2 separate regions of the Mus musculus genome follow, and region 1 is linked to region 2. The links are chromatin loops, found by intact Hi-C in ENCODE. Cell type or tissue: gastrocnemius. All regions are shown on one strand. Links, peaks and the distances in the headings refer to the core of each region. The heading gives the core; the rest is flanking DNA.

Region 1 (8,494 bases), core at 3,374-8,373, 75 kb after region 2:
GACTGGTGGAGCTTCCTCTATTGGTGACTGCGTGGGTGGGGTGTTTGTGTGGCTGGGATCTGGGGCCAGGCCTTATGGGGCTGGCTACATACACTGTTCCTCTAGCCAAGAGTTGCTGGCACCCAATCTGTGAACATTCCTTGGTGTGAGGCTTGGAGATTGCAAGGAGGGGTAGGAGGTACGTGGGTTCAGTGCCTTAAGGGGACAGGTAACATTGGACTATTCCTTGCCTCACCCTGGTTACCACGGGAACAGAGATGCTGGAAAAAAACTGGGCACATTAGGCTGATCTTCCAAATGTGGTCAGAATGGAGGGTGGGAAGCTGCAGGTATTTTGTACTGTTAGACTTAAATGTTTCCTTCCTTGCTTCCTTCCTTCTTTCCTTCTTCTCTGTAACTCAGGCTGAACTTGATCTTATGGTAACACCCTTGCCTCAGCCTCTCAAGTAGTTGGGATTTCAAACCCAATGTTTTTTTTTTTTTCTTAATGTGTACATGTGTGTGCTCATATGTGTGGAGGGCAGAGAGCAATCTCACACGTCATCCTCAGAGGCACTGTTCACTTCTTTTGAAACAGATTCCATTGGTCTTGAGCTCATCAATTAGACTAGGCTGGATGGCCTATCTCTATCCCACCCCCACCCCCCCAGACATGACACCCTGCCGAGATGGGGATGGAACTCCAGTCCTCATGGTTTCATGACAAGCTCTTTATTACCTGAGCCGTCATCCCAGCTGCTTCCAGAACCCAGACATGTTGACTCTTTGGGGTTAGGGTTGTTTCCAACAAGTGGGGACAAAATCATGACCCTGAAGGAGTGGCTGTCTAAACTCCCCCAGCGGCCAGTGACATCATTCTAAGGCAGCTGTGTGGGAGGGACTTACGTTTTCCTCTGCACTGCCTCCCCCACCCCAGGAAAACTCTTCAGGTCAAGATAGTGGATGATGAAGAGTATGAGAAGAAGGACAACTTCTTCATTGAGCTGGGCCAGCCCCAGTGGCTTAAGCGAGGCATCTCAGGTGAGGGGTGAAGAGGTGGCTATGGGAAAAAGCAGGGGGTCTAGGGTTGGGGGCCCCGGGGGGCTCATGAGCCTGAGCTTTGAGGAGAAGCGACTCTCTCATTGTGTCCCTGTCTCTGTCTCTCCCCAGCTCTGCTACTCAACCAAGGTGAGTGAAGGGACCTCTGGGTGTGGAGGGGAGGAGCCATTGCAGCCTCAGGGCTGGGCTTGGGGCAGGTTGGAGGTGAGAGATGGGTAAAGACTGGAGCCAGCTGGGACTGGGATGGGGTTGTGGCATTCAAGGTGGCAAGTATAATCAAAGATTGCAGAAACTGAGTTGTAAAACCAGATCTGAGTTTGTGGCGTGTATGAATCCGGTGTGGCATTGGTTAGGACTGTCACAGGGTAGCTTTGGGGAATGAGATCCATCTTCCCGCTGGGCCAAGACAAGAATTGAAATAGAGGCTGCAGTCCAGGATTAAGGTGGGGTTAAATTAGAACTGGAGTCGCTGTTTATGCTAAAACTGAGGTGGAACAGATGGTTCAGCTGGTAAAAGCACTGGCTGCTCTTCCAGGAGCCTCAAGTTCAGTTCCATCACCCACCCTGAGTTGCTTACAGCCATGTGTAACTCCATGTATCTGACATACCCTTCTGGCCTCCTCAGACACCTGCATACCTGCACACACACACACACACACACACACACACACACACACACACACGCACACTAAATTTTAAAATGGAAGTTGGAATTTGAAGATTTTGAGTTAGAAGTGGGGTCAGGAAGGCTGAGGCCCTCTCAGTCAGTGGCTTGCCTGTCGAGTGGTTTCGTCCCAGCACTGTGGCGGTGCAGGCCTGCAATCCCTGCATCTGGGGGATGAAAGGGATGGATTCAGAAGCTCAAGGTCATCCTCAGCTACATAGAGAGTTTGAGTCTAGCCTGAGCTACCAGAAAGAAAAAAGACAGACTTAGTAGCCCATGCCTTTAATCCAAGCACTTGGGAGGGAGGCAGAGGCAGAGAGGCAGAAAGAGAGGTAGAGAGGCAGAGAGAGAGGCAGAGAGGCAGAGAGAGAGGCAGAGAGGCAGAGAGAGAGGCAGAGAGAGGCAGAGAGAGGAGAGGCACAGAGGCAGAGGCAGAGGCAGGGGGTGAGGCAGAGGCAGAGGGGCAGAGAGGCAGAGAGAGGAGAGGCAGAGAGGCAGAGGCAGAGGCAGAGGCAGAGGCAGAGGCAGAGGCATAGATCTCTGTGAGTTGGAAGCTAGCCTGGTCTAAATAGTTTGAGGTCAACCAGAGATATATAGAGGCCCTGTCTCAAAACAGCCACTGCATCAAGGAGGGGGAAAAAAGGAAATGATACCAAGTTGGCTGTCGGAGTTGAGGTAGGAGCTTGGATATAGTGACAGTTTAGAAGCAAGATCTGCACTGTAGCATACAGTCAGGACTTGCCTGAGACTAAGATGTTTTGAGAGGTCCTGTAAGCTGATGTAACAAAAGGGTCTAACAATGCCTATTTGTTACCCAAAAAAGTAGCAAGTGATTGCTTCAGTACTTTATTTGTTGTTAGTCAAAGCTTGTGAGTCTTCCTTTGATGCAGGTAATTTTCTTTTCTTTTCTCCCCCCCCCCCGGCCCTCCCCCAGACAGGGTTTCTCTGTGTAGCCCTGGCTCTCCTGGAACTCACTCTGTAGACCAGGCTGCCCTCAAATACTCAGAGATCTGCCTGCCTCTGCCTCCGAGTGCTGGGATTAAGGGCGTGCATGCGCCACCACTGCCCGGCGTGATTTTCTTTCCTTGTGTGACATTTCCATACTGTGCCTTCACCTGCTATTGAGCTGTTTGATGTTGTCTCTACTGCCTGTGGGCAACTGGGCAAGAACATTTCCAGACCCACAAGGGAGACCCTGAAGGGGATCACCACTCCATCACTTCTTCCACAATGCTGTTGCCTCTGATTCAGTCACATGGCAGTACCCAGCTGCAAGAAATGCTGGGGGTGGGGGGGTATAGTCCAGATATTTGCTCTCAGACTTGGGTGAACTGGTAGTTGTCTCTGCCACATAGCCAAGTTTTGTTGCTAGTGATATCCAGGAGTGGAATTGGAAGTGAGGCCTAGGGCTGGATGCAGGGTGCATGACATTAGAGTGGCATTTGGGATTATATGAGGTAGGTACCCATCGATGTACAAAATACAAAGCAGACAAGCTAGCAATGCATCGCCTGAGGCCACACACCCTCTGACATATGAACCCAGAGTGTGCTCCTAGAATTTCATGGGCCGAGGGAGCAGGTGGTTAGAGGGAGCTGGACGAGTCCACCAATGTCCCAGACAGAAGAGAGTGTTACTGGCCCTGTTAGGCCTGACCTCCTGAGCATCTAACCTCCATCCCTCATGCTGCAGGGAATGGAGACAAGAAGATAACTGCAGAGCAGGAGGAGGCCCAGAGGATAGCAGAGATGGGCAAGCCAGTTCTTGGGGAGAACAATCGCCTCGAGGTCATCATCGAGGAGTCTTATGACTTTAAGGTGACTTTCCCGGGCCTTCCCTCCCCTGAAGCCTGTCCTGAGCTATGTTGGGTGGGTAGGTGGAGACATGAGATTCAGAAAAGCAATGCAAATCTCAAAGGTGGGGACCACCGAGGGGTCCAGCTTCAGCACTGTGGAATGCACATGGTTACCTTCCTGGACAGGGCATGTAGAGACAGCCCCACAGCCCCCAGCCACACCACCCTGGGATGCTGTAAAACTAATTGCTCCCTTCACCCTCTCTTTCCTAGAACACGGTGGATAAACTCATAAAGAAAACGAACCTGGCCTTGGTGATTGGGACTCACTCATGGAGGGAGCAGTTTATAGAGGCAGTTACCGTAAGCGCAGGTAAGTTAAGAGGACAGGGTGAGAGTGAAGGGGGGTAATGAAGAGACAGAGATACAAAGGGACACACAAAGGGACACGGAGTGGGGTTGGTGAAGAAGCAGATGGGGAGCGGTTGTCGGGCAGAGAATGAACATCCCATCTCTTTGCGGAGAGCCAGAAAGGGAGAGGCAGGTGGAAACAGAAAGGAGAGAGTTGACACTGCAGTGGTCCCAGCTGCTGGGAGACTGGATGAAGGCTCAGCTTCGCCTTCCACACAAGGTAGGTGGGGGACCAGCCCCGACTTTACCGTAGTAGCATCAAGAAGTTAGAGGATAGATAAGTGAAATAGCAGTGGGTCTACATACACACACACACACCCCTACACCCATCCCTCCTCGGTTGCCATGGACACAATCACCAGGGCACCTGACTCCCACCTGCTTGTGGGCCTCACCCTTCTTAGTTCTCCCGCGGATCTAAGGCGCCCTCATGTGGCCAGAAGTACAATGGCCGCTGAATCCACGGATTCTATCTTGGAAATTTACACGGGGCCCTTTGTGTCACAGATAGGTAAACTGAGGCTCAGATAGAGGAAAGGGCTGCCCCAAATCTCTCAAACAGTTTATGAGCTCTGAAGCTGCAATTCAGGACTCCCTCTCATACATAGTACCAAGTTTCCTTCTGGGAGGCCTCAACTGGAGAGGCTAATATGCCAGGAATGATGGTTAAAGAAAATGTTAGGCAGAGATGACTCAGCAGGTAAAGGTGACTGCTGCCAAGCCTGATGATCCAAGTTGGATTCCTGGGACTCATGTAGTAGGAGAGAACGGGCTCCTGCAGTTTTCCTTTGATTTACACACACACACACACACACACACACACTCTCTCTCTCTCTCTCTCTCTCTCTCTCTCTCTCTCTCTCCCTCCCTCCCTCTCTCTCTCTCTCTCAAAACAAATAAATGTAAAAAATAAAAAGAAGCATTGGGTGAAGTTCAAAGTTAGGGCTGTGAAGATATGAGATCAGCATAGAGATGCCAGTGTGGTTGGCACAGCCCTCTGAAGCCACAATTTTTAATGTGTCTGAGGGAGACGCTGTTTGTGTGGGAGACCAGATGAAGAAATGGCTGAGGCAGCTCTGGCCCTGGCCCTGGCCCTGGCCCTAGCCCTGTAGAGTTCACTACACAGGGGAAAAGACAGACATGTCACAAAATAGTGACAACCCCAGAGACAACAGACATAGGAAGAGCGACCCCAAGAGCCCACATGAAGCTTCAGGCCTGGCCTGGAAGTAAGGGTAGGTGTTTGGAAGGAGCACCAAGGATGGAAGTCTGGGTATTTGGAGGAAGCATCAAGGATGGAAGTCTGGGTATTTGGAGGAAGCATCAAGGATGGAAGTCTGAGTGTTTGGAGGGAGCACTGAGGACAGAAGTGTTGGTTTTTGGATGGAGCACTACAGACAGAAGTCTGGGTGTTTGGAGGGAGCACCAAGGATACAAGTCTAATGTTTGGAGATGGTGATTAACTTGGGGTATGAGAAAGGGGTTGGTCATGATGCTAGAGAGCAGCCGAGTAGGGATGCTAGGGCAGTAGTGAGCCATAGTGGAGTCTGGAGCAGAGAAGGAAAAGTCTAAGTGAGGCAGTCTGTCCCTGTCTGCACTGGCCTCAGCTGTCTCAGTACAGTTCAGGTACGACAAGTCTATCTATCTGTCTGTCTGTCTGTCTGTCTATCTATCTATCTATCTATCTATCTAGACAAGGTCTCGTTATGTAGTTCTGGTTAGCTTGGAACAGCCCATGTAGACCAGCCTCAAACTCACAGGTATCCTCCTGCCCCTGCTTCCCAAGTACTGAGACTAAACACATGCCCAGCATGCCTGAGTCTGGCTCCTCTTTTGCCTTCTTATTTTGCCTCCTATTTTGCCCTCATCATTGCAGAGTAGCCCCTGCACCTCAAAGTGTCAAAGTGTCAAGTCCACAGTCCTAGTAGGAACAAAGTAGAAAGTAGGTGGAGCCAGAAAGGCTGGGGTGTGTCTGCTGAGTTTTCCATTTTTGTTTCTGATTTCCATTTTACTTGTGGTTGGAGCTAAAAGTTTGGTCTTGCAGAACTAAGAAACCACAAGGCACACTTGGATACGTACAGAGTCAAGGTTTTATTTCTTCAGCTAGCCAGCGGTTAAGTAATAAGTTAGAAAAGAGAGAGCAAGCTGGATGTTGTGCTTGGAGTCCTACAGTGGGGGCAGGGTCACGCTCTTCCTCCACTGCTGCAAGGGTTCTCCTGTTTCTTAGAGAGAAAACTTGGGGATTTATAATCGCAAATCCTGGCAAGTGGCTTCAGGATTTGGCAGCTGGCTTAGCCTCGCCTTGTCTTCCTGCCTGCTGGCCGCTGGCCACCTTCCTTACCAGCACCCTTCCAGCTATACTAGTTGGCACCCGAGAGCCTGCTCTGTTTCACACTCATCACCTCCTGCTTATCAACTCAGGATGAGGGTCCCAGATACTTCTAGGCTCTCAAATCACGCAAACGTCTGGGTACCAAAAGCCAATCTGGTCACAGTAAAGGACAGGATGGGACTCTTTGCAAAGCTCAGAATATAAACACATGCAGGGTGCCTGTACCGAGGGAGCTAGAACATTTCAGAATCTCTCCTTTTGTCTTATTGCCAGAGAAGCAGAGAAGGAGAGAGTGACCCACTGTTGCAAGGGATCATGGGAAACTATGTATTTTAGCATTACTAGAAGCAGGGGAATTCTGGGAGAGTGGGTTTTTTTGTTTTGTTTTGTTTTGTTTTGTTTTGTTTTGTTTTGGTTTGGTTTGGTTTGGTTTGGTTTGGTTTGGTTTGGTTTGGTTTTTCGAGACAGGGTTTCTCTGTATAGCCCTGGCTGTCCTGGAACTCACTCTGTAGACCAGGCTGGCCTTGAACTCATAAATCCGCCTGCCTCTCTGCCTCCTGAGTGCTGGGATTAGAGGCGTGCGCCACCACACCCTGCGAGAGTGCATATTTTTATCTGAGGACATGGCTGTTGCTAACCTCAAGGAATTCTGGGAGCTTAGCTAATTTTAGCTGGGTGTTTGTCTCTATCTTGTTCCTGGAGACTCTGGGAAAGCCAGTTGTGTTAAGGCGACTGTGAAATCTTGGTGTGCATTTGGTCCATGATGCTAAGGATGGAACTCAGACCCTTTCACATTGTAGGCAGGCAGTCTACCTCTGAGCCAGAGCCCCAGGCCACTGCAGTGATTATTTCTAGCTGTACAGATGGCTGTCGGTGGTTTTGAGGACTTTTGAGGAAATGACTATTTTTAGCTCAAGACATGGTCATCTCTAGTGGTCAGGGTTTGTGAGACACCGAGTGCTTTTAGAAAGGGATTTATGGCCTCCTCTAGCTTTGAGGGGTTCTGGGAAAGTAAATGGATTTATCTATGCTCAACACTCTTTTGTCTGCAAGGGATGCTGGGGAAGTTAGTAAATTGACCTGGACCCAACACTCCCTTAGCAAGGAATTCTGGGAAAGTAAGTATATTTACTTTTCTCCAACATTGTCAGCTGCAAAAGATTCTGGGAAACCAAATTTTCTTAAGCTCAATATTTATTTTTTTAGCTGTAAATCTGAGAAGGCAAATGAGCTTCCCTCAGCCCAATACTCTTAGCTGCTAGGAATTTGGGGAAATTACATTTACCTGGGCCCAACACTCTCTTAGCTGCAAGGGATTCTGAGAAAATAAATATATTCATCTCAGACCAACATTTTCTTAGCTGCAAGGCATGCTGGGAAAGCAGTTCATGTGGAACTGTCTGGAAGCCTAACACAATGGAGCTGTGTAAGCAAGGAAGTCTGAGGCATGATGTGTGCCCCAGCTGGGTCATGTGCCCACAGGGGACGAGGAGGAGGATGAGGATGGACCTCGTGAGGAGCGGCTGCCGTCCTGCTTTGACTACGTGATGCACTTCCTGACGGTATTCTGGAAAGTTCTATTCGCCTGCGTTCCACCCACGGAGTACTGCAATGGCTGGGCCTGCTTTGGTGTCTGCATCCTGGTCATTGGTGTGCTCACTGCCCTCATCGGAGACCTGGCCTCACACTTTGGGTGCACCGTGGGCCTCAAGGACTCAGTCAACGCCGTGGTCTTCGTAGCCCTGGGCACCTCCATCCCTGGTAACACCTCGTGAGGCTGCTTTGTAGAAAACCATGCCAGGGTCAGGGAGGGGCCCTGTGGGTATAGTGTGCTGGCTGTCCCCACCCCAGAGCGGCCAGGGAAGGGGTCACAGGGGACTAACGTGGCAGGAAATGGTAAAAAGCAGTCACAGACTCTCTAGGAAGAAGGGGAGGCCCCTCGGGGGTTGGAAATGGTCTCAGTGTTCCTGAAAAACCTCACAAAACCCGTTGTGTGTGGGGAGCTCCATAGAGACAGGCCCTGCCCAGGTGATGTCATAGTTTCGTGTGGTGGATGGCGGAACCCTCTCAGAGGTGCATGGACATAGATCAGAGAGCAGCTTCAAGGCATTCTTATTCCACTATGTGGGTTTTAGGGATCAGACTCAGGTCATCATGCCTTGTGGCAAGTGCCTTTACCTGCTGAGACATCTTACCAGTTCAATGCCCAGCCTTTTATATAGACACTGGGATCCAAACTAGGATCCTTATGCTA
Region 2 (10,612 bases), core at 2,790-7,789:
TGTGTTATCATACCACAGTCTTGTTGGATTGTTAAAGGGTTTCTATGAACAGCTTTAAAAATATTTTATTTATGTGTATGTGTGAATTCTGTGGGTGTGAATACTACATGTATGTAGGTGTCTGTGGAGGACACAGCAGGCACTAGATCCCCTGGAGTTGGAGTTATGGGCAGTTGAGAGCTGCCTGACATGGGTCCTGGGAACTGGACTCTGACTCTTTGAAAGAGCAGCCAGTGCTCACTCTTTCCAGCTCCTAGTGAGAACAGCTTTTTACATACTGAATTTCCTTTTGGATTGGTTCACTGAACATTCTGCTCACAATTTTTCAGCTTCATGACACTGCTTTCTATAAAACTCGGGTGCTTTAAGGTATACTTAAAAGTACCCCAGCCAAGTGTGAGGACAATATCTGAGGGAGCCTGGTTTTATCTTGTTTATACTTTTAGAGTTCTTTGTTCAGTTGCTTCCCAAGGTGAATTTTCTCCCTTCAGTCTTCTTGTCCCAAGCCTCTCTCTGTCCCCCTGAAATAAAACACAGGCTATCTGTTCTTTCTCCACACACTGGCCTTTCTAATAATTGAACACCCCCTCCTCTACCTGAATGTCTCCAATTCCTTCAGCTGCCCCCCAGGAGACATAATTCATAAAAATAGCTAACATTTTACCAAGGGATACAGAAAATATGGTAATTTCAGATACACACATGGGTGAGAGAATCTCTCTGCCCATCTCTCTGGCATTGAACCCCAATCTTCCTGTTCCTTTTAAATTTACTTTTTTTTCACCTGGGGTAATTCTGTTTTCAAATAGGCTGCTTTCTCTTTTCTTCTTTCCTTTCTATTTTAGTAGTAGTATGGTATGATCAGTCTTCCCTTTTTTTTTTTTTTTTTAGATATTTCTCCAATTTTTGTTTGAAAAGTTGTTTACTAGGTCATAATACAAGCCAACATGTAGCTCACTTATGGAGTACTTGCCAAGCACTAGCATGTGTCAGACCCTGGGTTCAATCCCCAGTCTCTCTCTCTCTCTCTCTCTCTCTCTCTCTCTCTCTCTCTCTCTCTCTCTTTCTCTCTCTCTGTGTGTGTGTGTGAGAGAGAGACACACAGAGAGAGAGAGACAGAGAGAGAGCGAGTAAATAAAGCACTCACCTCCTCTAAGCTCTCTAATCAGATATAAGGTTGTTTCTAACATTTTACTAGAAAAAGCAGGTAGATTTTTTTTTTTTATAAAAAGGTGAGAACCCAAGAGCAGAGCAAGATGGCGAGTGCTTTTGGTTTGGATAATGCATCTCTAGATAGACATTGTATGGGTAGGTTGGCTTCTACCCCTGCTTGTCTTATCATACTGCTACCCTAGAAGCTCAACCTGATCCATACCTGCACATCTTGCACCAAGACCTGGTGCAGTTCTATAGATAAGGCCTGGTCCAGACCTCAGCTAAGCCTTGTCGTCTGGCCGTGCAGAGCCTCTGAGGTGGGGGAGTCTCAGACTACTGGGACAGGGCTCTGTGCTGAGGGTCTATATTGCTTTAGCACTCCCCTATCCTATCTCAGCATAACCTGTGCTTTCTCCCTTTGTTTAGACCTGGGGCTGGGCGCACTCAAGGTGCCTAAAGAGGCTGATGAAGGAGGCAGGGCCACTGGGAGTACAAGGAAAGGCAAGCGACAGCACAGTTCCCCTCAGAATCCACTCCTGGACTGCAGCCTGTGTGGGAAAGTGTTCAGCAGCGCCAGTTCCCTGAGCAAGCATTACCTGACGCACAGCCAGGAGAGAAAACACGTGTGCAAAGTCTGCAGCAAAGCCTTCAAGCGGCAGGACCACCTGTATGTCAAGAATCTGGCCAGAAGGGCAGGGGGCATGCACCTGTCCTCCTACCCTCTCCCCCATCCATCTGGTCCTCTGTTGAGTTCCCACTTCTGTGCTTCTCAGATGTATGTCCCCTGTCCTCCAGTGTGGACTCTGTTCTCTTCACACTGCTATTGTCTGGGGGCAGTCTCTTTACTAAGCCCCAAATTTACACCAGTGAGGAAATCCCTGTCTATTTGCAGACATGGCTCTTGTGGTTTCTAAATGTGATGAGTTACCAGGCGTGCTGGCACACTGGGGAGGTAGAAGCAGGAGGATCAAGAGTCTAAGGCCAGCCTCAACTACATACATTACAAGTTTAAAGCCCACCTGGATTATATGAGAAAGCAAAACAAAACAGTACAAATGAAGTTGGCTAACTTAGTAAAGAGATGCCCTAAGTCCCTAGCAGCTGTCTAAGGACAACAGGTCTGCAACCTGGTCATGCCCCCCCCCCCACCAAAAGCTGTATAAAAGCTTTGAGCAAAGTTCCCTTGTTATTAATGTCTCTGTTGCTGTGAGGCTCAAAGAGTGGAAGAGGACAATGCCTAGCTAGAGGGAGAGGTTTTGATAACCTCTCTTCACCCTCTGGCCTAGACTCACCTTAGGCAAAAGTCATTTTCTTCTAGGACTAATCCTTAGGTCTTTTGAGTCCTTCCCTCACAAGATCATGGACATTCTCTATAGAAAGACAGTAGTCATTAAAACATCCCAGCCATGTGCACTGGGATTGTCCAAAGCTAGATTGTTAGAACCCCAAGGGTGAGGGCTCATTGTTCACTCTGTTATTGTCCACATAAACAGGAGTAGGTACAACATATATGTACATGCATTTACACTTCCACACACTGCCTTTTGGCTCTAGTTTTATTAACTCTCTGTAAGTTAGTTTCTTGGCTGAAGGGGGAGCTGTTCCAGGAAGCTGTCCCCATACACAGTACTGTGGTAGTCCAAGATTGGCATCTCCTCAAATGTATTCTACAGAGCTCTACTTCTCAGGAATGCTGGTGGAGCTATATGAAAGCAAAGGTTAAAGATGATTCCCCACACACACACCAAACGCTTTGTGAACCTCCAAAGTGATGTGTGTGCATGTGTATGCATGCATGCATGCTTTTAACACACCCCTGTTGTGCCCAGGTCCCCAGAGCTTACCTCTAGAGAACTGTTGTTGTCTCTTGTGAACCCACTCTGGGGAAACCCGATCTGGCTTGCATGGGATTTCAGTGTTTGTTAGCGATGAGGGCAGAGAAGTGAGCCACCCCCCCACCCCCGTTGGTTAGACAAAGTAGGGGGCCCAAGCACTTCCTGTGTTGAGGTGTGAGGCTCTCCTGATGACCTCCTTTCCATGTTTCACTACAGGACTGGGCACATGCTCACCCACCAGAAGACCAAGCCCTTTGTGTGCATTGAGCAAGGTTGCAGCAAGAGCTACTGTGACTACCGCTCGCTGCGCCGCCACTATGAAGTCCAGCATGGAGTATGCATCCTGAAGGAGACTCCACCAGAAGAGGAGGCCTATGGGGACCCAACTCACAACCATGATGTGGCTAACCAGCCTCCACCCAGTGGCCTGAGGTCCCTGGGGCCCCCAGAAGCTAGGTCCCCTGGCTCTGTCTTGCCCAACAGAGACCTCCTTCGCTGTATTGTGAGCAGCATCGTCCACCAGAAGATTCCTTCTCCTGGCCCAGCAGTGGGGCCTTCTGATACTGAAGCAAGGAGCTCAGCCTGTGCTTGCCCCACCTCACTGGGATCATCATCATGTACACCAGCCAGCACCCCAGTGGCCCTAGGAACCCTGGGCTCTGAGATTCCTGAGGAAACTCATCCCCCACGGAAGGAAGCTGCCACCGAAGTGTTCACACCTGTCCAGTCAAGGGCAGCTGAGAATGGTGTCCCCGATCCACCAGAGTCAGAGTTGGAGTCAGAGTCTCCACGGCTTCAACGGCCATCCTCCCTGGAAGGCTGGCCAGAGGGCAGCTCTCTGCCTGCCTGCCTGCCTCTCTTCAGAGGCCACTCTGTCCCCTCAGGATCCCAGCCTTCCAGCCACAACTTCCAGTGGCTCCGGAACCTGCCTGGCTGTCCCAAGAACAAAGGCAGCAATGTGTTTATGGTCCACAAGCCCCCTGCAGTGGCATCCCGGGAGGGCTCTGAGGGAGGAGGCTCTGGACCCAGCAGCACCCCTACCTCAGTGGAGCCTTCACCCAGCCTGGGCACCACCCAGGAGGAACTCTTGCCATTTCCTCCTGCACTACTAAAGGCCCCTGGTGAGGCCTCCAGTGAAGTTCGGCAGGCAGCTGGGGAAGATGAAACCTGGGCTCCCAAAAAGTGCAAACCTGACTGTGAGTCATTCCCATGGCAGAGCCCCACTGAGCTTGGGCTCCAAGATGCACAGAACCCAGGTGGGCTCCCCTCAGATGCCACGCCCCTCTTCCGGCAGCTGTTCATGAAGTCACAGGAGTCTCTAGTAAGCCATGAGCAGATGCAGGTGCTCCAGATGATTGCCAAGTCCCAGCGGATCTTCTCCCATACTCAGGTGGCTACAGCCTCAGCCCAGAGACCAGGGCCCGAGGGCAAGCAGTCCACTCTGAAGCCATTGCAGGGGCCATGGCCACCACAAACTCTGCCACCAGCACCCACTGTAGACTCTTTCCAGATAGGCCCTGGACACTCAGAGCCAGAAGGATCCCCAGTCCGCAGGAGGAAAACTATGCCTGCGGTGTCCAGAGAAACATCTCCTGGTGGCCCTAGGCGAGACACAAAAGGAGGCCCCAAAGTGGCCTCTGCACCACCATCCCTCACAGGGCCAGGCCTGCTCCCCTCCCGGAATCCAGACAGCTCTTCATTGGCCAAAGGGACATTGGACCTGGGGGACATTATCCCCAATGCAGGCTCAAGGCAGTCCCAGTTAGGTGGAGATGAGCCAGCTGGAACCCAGCTGGTTGGGAAACAGGGGCAAGGAGAAAATGGCCTGGCTTCAGGGGCCATGAGAGGTGAGAAGGGTCCAGCCTGCCCCCGAGGTGGAGGCTACAGGCTCTTCTCAGGGCACCCCAGGGCCCAGAGATTCTCAGGTTTCCGGAAGGAGAAAGTGAAGATGGATGTGTGCTGTGCAGCTTCTCCCAGCCAGGTGGCCATGGCCTCCTTTTCATCGGCTGGGCCTCTGGCAGATCCACCCAGAGACATGAAGTCCAAGCTGACAATCTTCAACAGAATCCAGGTATTTGTAGTCCTCTATTGTGTTCTGGGCTGTGGCAGGGCTATGTGTATGTCCTTGGATTTATAGCATTGGTTAACTGTCCAGGTACTTCCCTCACTGTAGTAGGTCTTCAGATGTGACTTTATAAGAGGCACTGATGGCTGTTGTCTACTAAGCTACCTTCCTTGCTTTCCTTTGCCTCCTAATTCCACCTAGATTCCCCTCCTTCAACTCTTGAGCAAGATAAAGGTACAGGCCTCCTCCCTTAACTGTTAACTACATGTGATGGCTGTGCATTCCCCACACGTGCACAGAACCCAAGTCCTTTGTGCATCATGCAGTGACCATCTGCTCTGGGCACTTAGCCACTCCTCTTAGTGAAACCAGCATCATTCCTTCCATCTCACAGCTACCACTTTATAAACATTTACATCTTTGTTAGCCAAATGATGTATAATGAACCCTTACAAAGTTGGAGCTTTGGCAGACATTGGTATAGTCACAAGTTTACACAACTATTACTGTTGGCCAGAAAACTTTATCACTCCAAGAAGATACCCTGCATCCCTTAGTAATCACCCCAGTCTTTTGCTCCTTCTACCATTATCCTTTCAGCCCTGGGTACCCACAAATCCTGTCTCCATTGGCTTAACTGCTCTGGACATTTCATGTCAGTAGAGTCAGATGTCTGTGTCTGGCATTGCCTGTTTGTACCACATGATTAAGGTCCATTCATATGGCACCATCTGTCAGTGCTTCATTTTTTTGTAAGAAATTAAAACAATTTTTACATTTATTTAGACTCAGGGTATGTGACTTTAACTGACCTGGGACTTGCTATATAGTCCAGGTTGGCCTTGAATTCACAGAGTTGAGTTGAGATCAGCCTGCCTCTGCCTCCCCCGAGTGCTGGAATTAAAGATCTGTTCCATCTGGCACATTTTTTGTTGGGGGTGGGTATTAGCATGATCATGAGCGGTCCACAGAGGTCACGTGGGACTCAGAGGGCAGCCTGTGGGAGCTGGTTTTCTCCTTTCATCTGATTGGCAGCAAGTGCCTCTTCCTCCCTCCCCCCATTTTGCTACCTACCCTACTCCATTCCTTTTTCTGGCTGAGCAATGTCCCGTGGGTAGACAGGCCAGATTTTATTTTGCCATTCATCAGTGGACTATTTCCACTGTGGCTCATGTGAGTGGCTACTGGGAAGCTGTGTACAGCTTCTTTCTTGTGGATGCATGTTCTTGTTTCTCTTGGCTAGACCCAAGGCCTGGAATCACCGGATCCTAGAGTCTCGTGCTCAGTGCTTAAGGAGTACAGACTACTTTCTAGGAAGCAGCCGCTTTCCAGTGCCGCTGCTGTACACAAGTGCCCTGTTTCTCCATGCGCTGTGCTGTCACAGTCACACTGTCACAGTCACACTGGGCCATGCAGTGCTGTCTGCTGCTGCTGCCAATGGCGTGCCCTGGCATTAGAATCCTCCCGTGTGCTTATAGACCACTTGTGAAGTGGTGTCTTACTGACTTGCATATATATGTGTGTGTGTGTGTGTGTGTGTGTGTGTGTGTGTGTGTGTATGTGTGTGTGTATACACATACATACATACATACATATGTATATATATTCTGTATGTACATCAGACATGTGACTTTATCTTCCCTTGTGTGGGCTGCCTTTTCATCTTATGTGTGAATATTTGTGGGATTGAAGCTTTTAATTTTAATGAGTCCAGTGTGTCTGTTGGGTTTTCTGCTTTGCTTTGGTGTCAAATCTGAGACACCATTGCCCAGAGCACCATCAAGCAGACTTCCCCAATGCTGTCTTCCTTGTTCCTTTGTCTGGGCTTTGCTGGCTCAGATATCTTCTCATCTCCAGGGTGGAAACATTTACAGACTCCCCCATCCAGTGAAGGAAGAGAGCTTGGCAGGCGGATGGTAAGTTCAGAAGCCCTCATGCCCCACCAAGGCACTCCCCTGGAAAGTCCTCTGGCTTCTCTGTACTGTCTTGAGTGAGGGAACCAGATGCCTCCAGCCCTGCAGAGAATGTTTCATCCCTTGGAAAGTTGAATATAGTCTTCCATTTTTATTGTTTACTACGAGTTTTCAGTGGATTGGGGTTACATACAAAAAAACCAAACAAAAACAACAACAAAATCCAAACCAAGCCAAAAGCAAAGTCAGGAACAACAAAGCGGCAGTCAGGGCTAGAGCCTCATTCTCCCATTCTCCCTCTGCCTTCTCTATCCACAGCCATCAGCCAAATGGGGGTCCCACAGACTGGATGGAGTCAAAGAGCACTTTTGTGTGCAAGAATTGCAGCCAGATGTTTTACACCGAGAAAGGGCTGAGCAGCCACATGTGTTTCCATAGTGACCAGTGGCCATCACCTCGAGGGAAGCAGGAGCAACAGGTGAAGGGGCAAATGGTGGCTTCTGTAGTCCAGGGTTAGACAGGCTTTGGGGATAGATGAAGAGACAATGTCATCCATCTCAGGTTAAAGGCAGAATCCTGGCATGGGGTGACATGAGGGCCAGGGCCATCTGTGCAGGCCTACAGTAGCCCCACTGACAGCAATGATATTGACAGCCCAAGTCCTGACCCTAGTCAGCAGTGACCCAAAATTTGCAGGGCTGGGATGCAGGAGAAGAAGGAACTGAGGAAGGCTGGGGGGCCAGGCAGGAAGGTATGTCAGAGCTAAGACCTGGAAGAAAAGGAAGGCTGGCAGGGAGGAAGGAGCAGTAGAAGATATGAAACGTCATTATGATTGCAGTGATGGAGCTCCCTGAGTCTCATCTTTTTACTACTGGACCCTGGCCTGAAGTTTCTGTGTCAGTGCTAGGCCAGTGTTGGCTCATAAAAGACACAGGCATCTGGGAGAACACATTTTTGTTGCCATAATACTCTTGTCTCTGGCTCCCATTCTTTTTTTCCTTTTTATACATATTTTTGTTACTTTCTGGGATTTTTTTGTTTGTTTGCTTATTTATTTTTGTGAGACAGGGTATCTATTATAGCCTTGCCTTACCTGAAACTTGCTATGTAAATCGGGCTAGCCTTGAACTCACAGAGATCCACTTTGCTTCTGCCTCCTATGTACTGAGATCAAAGGCATACACCCTGTATCTGACCCTCATTCTTGGAAGCTTGTCACTTGAGCCACTGAACTGCCCCCATGTATCCCTATATGACTATATGAGGCAGCTCTGAGCCTCAGGATGTCACCATACTGAGTATGTTAGTCAGCTCTGGCTCATGTGGGGCTGGGCTATGAACAGAAGGTCCTACTCAGCTCCTATGCTAAACCCCGGGAATGGCTATGGCAAACATACACATCCTCCTTCCCCCTGTCCCTATGACAAGCCCCATTTTCCCATCCCTGAACAAGCTGAAGACTGAGTTGATACAACAGGTGCTCTCAGGTGACACCTGTGGTTCTGTCCTCTCTTCTTCAGGGACAAGAAAAAGATGGGGAAGAGAGAGACAGCAAGGAGAGCTGCCAGTACAGAAAGCGGAAGAAGCGGCCCCAGCCCAAGGCCCTGTTTGCCCCTCCTGCACCCTCTGCCCTCGGGGAACCAGGCCCAGGAGGGTGCCACCAGAGCTGCCTGCACTCTCCTGTGTTCCTGGTGGATCACCTCCTGAAGGGCTTGTTTCAGTGCTCTCCCTACACACCACCGCCTATGCTTAGCCCGATTCGTGAGGGCTCTGGGCTGTACTTCAATACCCTCTGCTCCACATCCAGGGCTGGGCCCCACCTTATCAGCCCTGTACTTGGTGAGTGAGGCCAGAAAGCTATTCTGTTCCAGGATCAGGTGCTTCTCCTATGGCCCACAATCTCTCTGCCTTACAGTATATGATCCAGCCATTCTTTCCAGCCTTGTATGTGTCTGTTCTGGGGGACTCATTGCTACTCAGAAACATACCAAGATGATTCTTCTAGATGTTTGTTTGGTTGGTTGGATTGTTGTTGTTGTTGTTGTTGTTGTTGTTGTTAACAGCCAGAAAGAACACATAGAGGCCACTCAGCCCAATTCCTCCTCTGTTCATTTTTATAGCCAGTCTATGGAGACAGAGACACACACCATGCCTGCCTGCCATGCAGATCAGCCATTTCAAGCTTGTGCTTTGAGGCTGCTCTCTGGCCTCTGAGCTTCCCTGCATACTATCTTTAGAGGGGTTTTGCCATCCCAGAAGCTTGTATTCCAGGCAGCTACACCACCCTCCTGGCTTCCATTCATCTACTTCCTGTTCCTATAGCCTTGCCTATGCTGGGTATTGCATATAAGTGACATCATACAATGTGTGGCTTTTTATGTATCACCCATTTTACTTAGTTCGGTGTGTTCAGGGTTCAGCAGGTGGTAGTGTGTGTTAGAATTTCTTTTTTATTGGTAATAGTCTACTCAATGACCACTCTTTTAAATCATCAGTTGATAGGTATGGGTATTGTTTTCCTTGTAGCTTTCATAAATAATGTTGTAAGAACATTTGTGTATAACTTCCTATGGGGGACTATGTACCAATTCCTTTTGTATAAATACCTACAAAGAAAAGCTTGGTCACATGGAAATTCTATTTAAACATCTAAGAAACTGCCAAACTAGTGCCAGAATGTCCCATTTTGGATTTCTGCTAACAATCAGGAGAGTCCTGATACCTCTGCCCCTTGCCTGCACTTTTAGACTGTGATTCTTTCTAGCCGTCCTGTCAGATGAAAGAAAGGTACCTATTGTTATCTTTTGTTATGTTTGGATTTGTATTATCCTACTGGCTACTGGTACCAAGAATCTTGCTGGGTGTTCATTGGCTGTTTGTGTGTCCTTCCTTATAAACTAAGGAGATCTCTTTATTTTCCTAGTGTCATTTGTGCACTGGGCTTTATATGTGACCAGTTGACTGGCACAGAGTAATGAAGAGCCACTCCACTCCTGATTACTCTGTAGGCCAGGCAGGCCTTGAGTTCATACCCCTCCTGCCTCAGCCTCTTGAGACACTAGACGCACAGTATCTTTTTTTTTTTGAGAGAGAGAGAGAGTTTTATAATTTTGTTTGGTTTGGTTTGGTTTGGTTTGGTTTGGTTTGGTTTGGTTTGGCTTGGCTTGGCTTGGTTTGGTTTGGTTTGGTTTGGTTTGGCTTGGCTTGGCTTGGTTTGCTTGGTTTTTTAAGACAGGATCTCTTTGTCTAGCATTGGCTGTTCTGGAACTCACTCTGTAGACCAGGCTGGCCTCAAACTCAAAGAAATTCACCTGCTTCTGCCTCCCAAGGAGAGGAACTAAAGGCATGTGCCACCACTGCCCAGCTATAATTTTGACTCTTAAATTTACATCTTTAATGGATTTCCAACTAGCTTTTGGATATTGTATGAGGTAAGGATCAAAGTTCATTATTTTGTATGGATTCCATTCATTTCAGGATCATTTGCTGAAAATATAATTCCCATCAAGTTGGTTTTAGCAAGTTGATTTTACTAAAATCAGGTTACCAAGGCACAAAGACCTGAGTTCAGTTCCCAGAGCCTATGAGAAAAAAAGCCTAGTGTAGTGGCATACAATTGTACTCTCAGCAATAGGGAGATTGGA

The links. Peaks named below come from ENCODE experiments on the same cell type or tissue, not always from the same donor. Only the 100,000 strongest peaks of a DNase experiment are listed, where the experiment ranks them.
Region 1: it touches region 2 in a loop (2.3-fold over the local background); 3 of 42 quality-filtered maps call a loop at or near these places.

What each region holds. Positions count from the first base shown.
Region 1 is chr7:16,149,425-16,157,918 of GRCm38, forward strand. Slc8a2 (solute carrier family 8 (sodium/calcium exchanger), member 2) reads left to right here. Exons shown (of 10, transcript NM_148946.3): 5 at 917-1,020; 6 at 1,150-1,167; 7 at 3,395-3,519; 8 at 3,771-3,870; 9 at 7,723-8,001. Among named protein-coding and RNA genes, the nearest start is that of Meis3, 22 kb to the right of the region's middle. In gastrocnemius, for the core only: a CTCF peak has its summit at 4,357 (motif pointing left); DNase peaks (open chromatin) are centred at 4,303 and 6,225; H3K27ac peaks cover 303 bases.
Region 2 is chr7:16,074,766-16,085,377 of GRCm38, forward strand. It overlaps Zfp541 (zinc finger protein 541), which reads left to right. Exons shown (of 16, transcript NM_001099277.2): 2 at 1,582-1,822; 3 at 3,207-5,061; 4 at 6,913-6,971; 5 at 7,287-7,473; 6 at 7,745-7,805; 7 at 8,234-8,295; 8 at 8,456-8,807. Among named protein-coding and RNA genes, the nearest start is that of Zfp541, 8.2 kb to the left of the region's middle. In gastrocnemius, for the core only: no CTCF peak of the experiment used is centred there; a DNase peak (open chromatin) is centred at 5,379.